Regions from separate parts of the Homo sapiens genome. Here region 2 is linked to region 1. Evidence: chromatin contacts called from ENCODE Hi-C or POLR2A ChIA-PET data. All regions are on one chromosome and are shown on one strand. Each heading gives the region's core, a stretch centred on a gene start or an enhancer-like site at or near the end of the contact. The rest is flanking DNA. Distances are from core to core; before and after follow the strand shown.

Region 1 (2,720 bases), core at 52-2,551:
GCTGCTGGCTGGGATGCCAGTGCCTCCCAGTGCTGGCCTCCCAGGAACACTGGGATGACGGGCCGCTGACGCTCAGGACCCTGCTGCACGGCCACCAAATTCCTTCTTTCCATTAATCTCCCTGCCCCATTTCTCCCTTGCTAAGTTAAATGGGCCCTTGGAGGGTGGATATTCTTTTCCCTATTTTATTTTTGCCTGTGATGTAAGCTCAGCTGAACCATCCCTTCCCCAGGAGGCCTCGCCAGGGGCCCTCCACTAACAGCCAGCTCCACTGTGCTCCTCATAGCCCTTGCTAGACTTGTGATGGTCCCTTTACCTGCGTGGTTATTTGGCAACTATCCATCTGTCCTACTAAATGATAAGCTCCCCAGGAGCTGTCTTTCATTTTGGGGGTGAGCTGGAGGCTCCCCGTTGTCTTCCAGACTCCAGTTAATCCCAGATACACAGCAGGTCAGTGGATGTGAGTCCCTGCCTTGGGGTATTTCAGGTCCTGCCTCCGGGTTCAGGACCTGATGGGCAGAACAGAGCCAGCTGTCTTGAGATTGGGGGCTGCAGAGCTGAAGACCCCGTTCGTAAGCGTTCCAAGATGCCTAGCCCCTAGCCAGGAGGGATCGGAGTGCGGCAGGTGTGCCTGGCTGCTGTCACCCATCTGCCGCGTGCCTGCTCTCCCTTAGGTGCTCAGTGTTTCAGAGAACTCAGGGCAAAGACACTTCAGAGCAGTTAGTGGCCCCGCAGCGGACCACAAGGAAGTCTGCAACCCATTCTCAGTGCACCCCGCCACAGCTCAGGAGTCTTGGGGGATGACATTTTGGGTTTTTGCTCTGACCTCATCTCAGGTTCAGGGTTTCACCTCCGGCCCTTTGCAGCAGGTAGGTAGAAAGCGCCCAGCTATAGGCCGAAGCTCTTTGTGGAAGAAAAAAAAAGTTTGGCTAATGACCTGCAGTTCTCTGTGAGCCTGGGCCCACCGCCTAAGGAGGAAGAGGAATTGGCAAGAGTGGGAGAATCAAACCTTTTCTGGAAGCACCAAGGTTAAGAGGGATATTAGGGTCCGGTTCAAGCACCTTGGTTTATAATTGGGGAAACTGAGGCATTGGGAAAGAGGAGAGACCAGAACTAGACTATGCAGCTCAGCTGCTCCCAATTCCTGACACACAGAAATGTGTGAAAGAATTAAGGTTTATTGTTGTTTTAAGCCACTAAGTTTTGGGGCAATTTGTGACATAGCAATAGGTGACTAATATAATCACCTACCTTATCCTGCCAAGTTTGGCTTGGAAAGCCTTTGGCTGCTTCTCAAAATCAGAGTGATCCCTAAAGAATGAAGACTTGTGCTCACAGAGGCTTTGAGAAAGGCTGTCATCCAATGTGGATGATCGTATTGTCTCACAGGGAGTTTGGAGTCGATCCTGAGATAATGGGGACGAAACGGGGAGCAGAGAGAGAGATGGACACAGCCAGGGGAGGGGGTGCAAAGAACCCAGATCTGAGAGCAGGGGCCTGGGATGGGCCTGGCCTCTGTTGCTTGCTAGCCACACGTCTCTGATGAGTGACTCAGCTCCCTGGGCCCAGGTTCATCATTTGTCTAATACTCAGCTGACAGTGCTGTTGTGAGGTTGACAGTCTGTTCCCCCAACAGCAGTCAGAAGGATCTAGTTAAATTACAAATCCGATCATGTCATTCCGGTACTTAAAACCTGTTAGTGGCCGTCACAGTGCCCGGATAAGGCGCAAGGCCCCAGCTGGCCAGCACCACAGCTCAGCTGTGTCTCCCTCACCTTTCCTGCAACGCCTCCCACCTTCCCCGCATGCAGCTCTCTCCCACTTGCTAACTGCCCCGCAACCTCCAGATCTCACCTGGAATGGGAAGCCACCTGACCACTTCAGCTGCTCTGTGTGGTTCTTATCATTGCCAGCGTGTTTGTGTGATAAACCATAAATGTCTGCCTCCCCTACGGGTCAGTAAGTGCCATGGGGCGGGGCCCCTCTGTCTCATTCCTGGCTATCGGCACAGCATGGGCACATTGTAAGTGCATAAGTGCTTGTGTGGAATGAATGAATGAATGAGCACACAAAGGGTGCCTAGTACTGTGCAAATATTGTTTGTGTCCACTCCTCCCTCCCCTGATTCCACACAGGCTGCAGGAGCTCCATGGGGTCTCACGACTCAGGCCAAATAAACCTTACAGGCACAAAAGCTGACAGATTTCCATTGTTCTTAACTTTGGTTAAGCATTGAAACTACCTGCAAAGTTTTCCAAAAAGAGATGCCTGGGTCCCACCCTCAGAGATCCTGGTGCACAGATGGAGGGTGCACTGGACATTGGGGTGACTAAAAATCCTCCAGGTCAAGCCTCAGAAACACCGCCCTGGGCAGTGGAGAGACTGGGGGCCTGGCATAGCCCTTCTAGCCTGGGGACTGAGACCGTCTCATGATCTATGACTATTGGGCTGTAAAAAATGAGAGCAATGTGCCGGATTCTGTAGTAAGGACTTCCCTTAATGAACTCAGGTAATCCTCAAAAGAGTCCTATGAAGAGGATAGTATTATTATCCCTATTTCACAGTTGGGGAGACTGAGGCAGGCAGCTATCAAGTCACTTGCCCATAGTTACCCAGGTGGCAGAGCCGGGATTTGAATCCTGGGTGGTCTAACTTCAGGGTACAGCTGCTTATCCACCGCCCTAATTGGTGGAGAGGGACCACGGAGAGGTACCCGCTAA
Region 2 (2,700 bases), core at 68-2,567, 170 kb after region 1:
GAGCCAGGTCCAGCTTCAGTGCTGCAGCCCAGCACCCAGAACAGTATCTGGCAGGCAGCAGGTGCTCAATCAATGAAGGTGCAAGACTGGTATAAATAAATGAATGAGCGAAGTGAAGTGAATCCTAACTGCCATCTTCACCTTTTACACCTACAGGGAACTTGAGTTTGTAAGGTCTCAGACATGACATGGAAGGATGATAGGAAGCAGATGAACAGGAACAAGATCTGGATAAAGAACTAAACGGTCCAAGTGGCGCTAGCTGGTTGCTGGTGGCCCACTCAACAGGTGACTCACCCAGAAGTTAACTCCAGGTACAGATAAAATACACAAAGCAGGCCGGGCACGGTGGCTCACGCCTGTAATCCCAGCACTTTGGGAGACTGAGGCGGGTGGATCACTTGAGGTCAGGAGTTCGAGAGCAGCCTGGCGAACATGGCGAAACCCCATCTCTACTAAAATTACAAAAAATTATCCGGGCGTGGTGATGGCGGGGGTAGTCCCACCTACTCGGGAGGCTGAGGCACAAGAATCGCTTGAACCCGGGAAGCGGAGGTTGCAGTGAGCCGAGATCGTGCCACTGCACTCCAGCCTGGCGACAGAGCGAGACTCCGTCTCAAAATAATAAACAAATACGTTAATAATAAAATAAAATAAAATAAAGTAAAACAAAATACACAAAGCCTTATACCAAGGCGTGAGGCTGCCGGGATGAGCCCTGTGACCCAGGACCGGCTCTTTCCCCCGTCTGGGCCCATCTGTGCCCTGACTGTCCAGGACTCTAGCAGGCTGGTAGAGGCGTGTGAGCGGCCACACTGGAACTCGAGCCCCCGGCCCCGCAGGAGCCGCACCTGTATTTGAAGGTGAAGCCCGTGCGGTCGGTGCCCACTCGGTACTGCCGCAGGAACTCCTTGAAGCGCCTCTGCAGCTGCGATTTGCGGGCCTGCCCCTCGTCGGCCTGGGCGTCGCCCCCGAAGCTGTCGCTGTAGAAAATGCCAGGATCGTCGAATCCCGACATGACTGCGCCTGGGGTGGGAACAAACGGCCAGAACAGGCTGGGGGCAGCGCCTGGCACCTCCTCCCCTCCGACGCCTGGGTCCCTGCCCTGAGTCCGGAGCAGGGGGACCCCCGGCCGCGCTCCCGGACTCCAACCCCAGTTCCCGAGAAACTCCTGTCCCACTCCAACTACACCCGGAAATCCAGATGCCTGCTGGCTCCCAGTCCCAGTCCCACTCCCACTAGCCTCACCTCTGGTTTTCCGCACTTCACAAACCAGGGGAGACAAGAACCTCCACGCTCAGCCGCCGAGTTTCGCGGGAAAAACAAGAGGCGGTGTTCGGACGCCGCAGCCGCTGCGCTCCCATTGGTTCGCCGGAGCCTCGCGGCCAGCGATTGGACCGTTCTGAGCCCTCCAGCCCCGCCGCCCGGACTGTCTGCCGAAGATGATTGGCTGCAAAGTGCATGACCTCGCCTCCTTCCGGGCTCCATTTTGTGTGCGGAACAATTTGGCGCGAAACTTCTGGCTGGGAAGGAAGTGGCGGCGCAGGACGGGGCGGACGCAAAGATGGCGGAGGGGCGGGCGCGCGGAGGACGCCTTTAGGTGGTTTCTTTTTTATTTTCTTGGTTTTTTTTTTTTTTTCCTGACGCATGGTCTCGTTGTGTTGCCGGGGATGGAGTGCAGTGGCTGGATCACGGCTTACTGTAGCCTCAACCTCTTGGGCTCAAGCAATCCTTCCGCCTCAGCCTCCCTTGTAGCGGGGACCACAGGTGTACGTGATTTTCTTAAAATATTTCATAAAGACGGAGTCTCACCATCTTGCCCAGGTCTCGAAACTCTACTCTCAAGCGACCCGCCTGCCTTGACGTCCCAAAGCACTGGGATTACTGGCGTGAGCTACCCGGCCAGGCCTGCGTGCTTTTCTTAAGCCTTCTTTTAAAGTCCTATGAAAAAAAATGACCCTTTTCATAGCCATAGGGAGAAAAAACTAGAAGTTCAGAAATGATTGGGTCCAGGTGCCCATTTTGCATTGGGAGACTGTGCCCTGTGGAGTATTCGCTTCCCGGTCGTGGGGCCCGTTCTCTGGGCCTGAGGCTCTGAGGAGCCCCTGTCCTCCAGCTGGTGGCAGGACAGGGCGATTACCGCGCGGCTCACCCGCGTCCCCGACCCGGGTTCTCGCACCCTAACACACTGCTTTTATTTGTTTATTTATTTGTTGAGAGGGAGTCTCACTCTGTCCCCCAGGATGGAGTGCAGTGGCTCAATCTCGGCTCACTGCAACTTCTGCCTCCCCGGTTCAAGCGATTCTCCTGCCTCAGCCTCCCAACTAGCTGGGACTACAGGCAGGCGCCACCATGCTCAGCTAATTTTTGTATTTTTAGTGGAGACAGGGTTTCACCATGTTGCCCACACTGGTCTCGAACTTCTGGCCTCAAGTGATCCACTCGCTTCGGCCTCCCAAAGTGCTGGAATTACAGGCGTGAGCCACCATGCCCAGACCGGCCTCATTCTGTTTAACAGCTGCTTAATTTTCTGTAGTATGGTGACAAAGACTCTCCTTGACCAAACTCTAGCCAGGTTCCTCTGGGCTCCCTTCACTTCTAAGCCTCAACCTTGATCTATAGGCACTGTGGCTCATGCCTGTAATCCTAGCACTTCAGGAGACCAAGATGAGAGGATCCCTTGAGTCCAGGAGTTGAGGC

The links. Hi-C counts contacts between places; a loop is a spot of excess contacts on that map. ChIA-PET counts read pairs that join two places held with the same protein, here RNA polymerase II (POLR2A). Pooled maps may share reads with other maps.
Region 2: a loop to region 1 is called in a map of endothelial cell of hepatic sinusoid, with 3 times the contacts of the local background. The contact joins the promoter of MCM5 here to the enhancer-like site in region 1. A Hi-C loop is called at or near these places in 1 of 168 maps with a recorded cell type or tissue (endothelial cell of hepatic sinusoid) and 7 of 50 pooled maps. POLR2A ChIA-PET finds 5 or more read pairs at or near these places in 5 of 52 experiments (AG04450, BJ, Caco-2 and 2 more).

What each region holds. Positions count from the first base shown.
Region 1 is chr22:35,568,117-35,570,836 of GRCh38, reverse strand. No RefSeq gene overlaps it. Among named protein-coding and RNA genes, the nearest start is that of RASD2, 29 kb to the right of the region's middle. Within about 2 kb of position 1,301, at least 5 of the 41 ENCODE cell types and tissues checked have a DNase peak (open chromatin) inside an H3K27ac peak, as active enhancers do.
Region 2 is chr22:35,398,757-35,401,456 of GRCh38, reverse strand. It overlaps MCM5 (minichromosome maintenance complex component 5), which reads right to left and starts at 1,317. Exons shown (of 17, transcript NM_006739.4): 1 at 1,249-1,317; 2 at 852-1,026. The coding sequence starts at 1,018. RefSeq lists enhancers at 1,553-1,712, 1,723-1,772.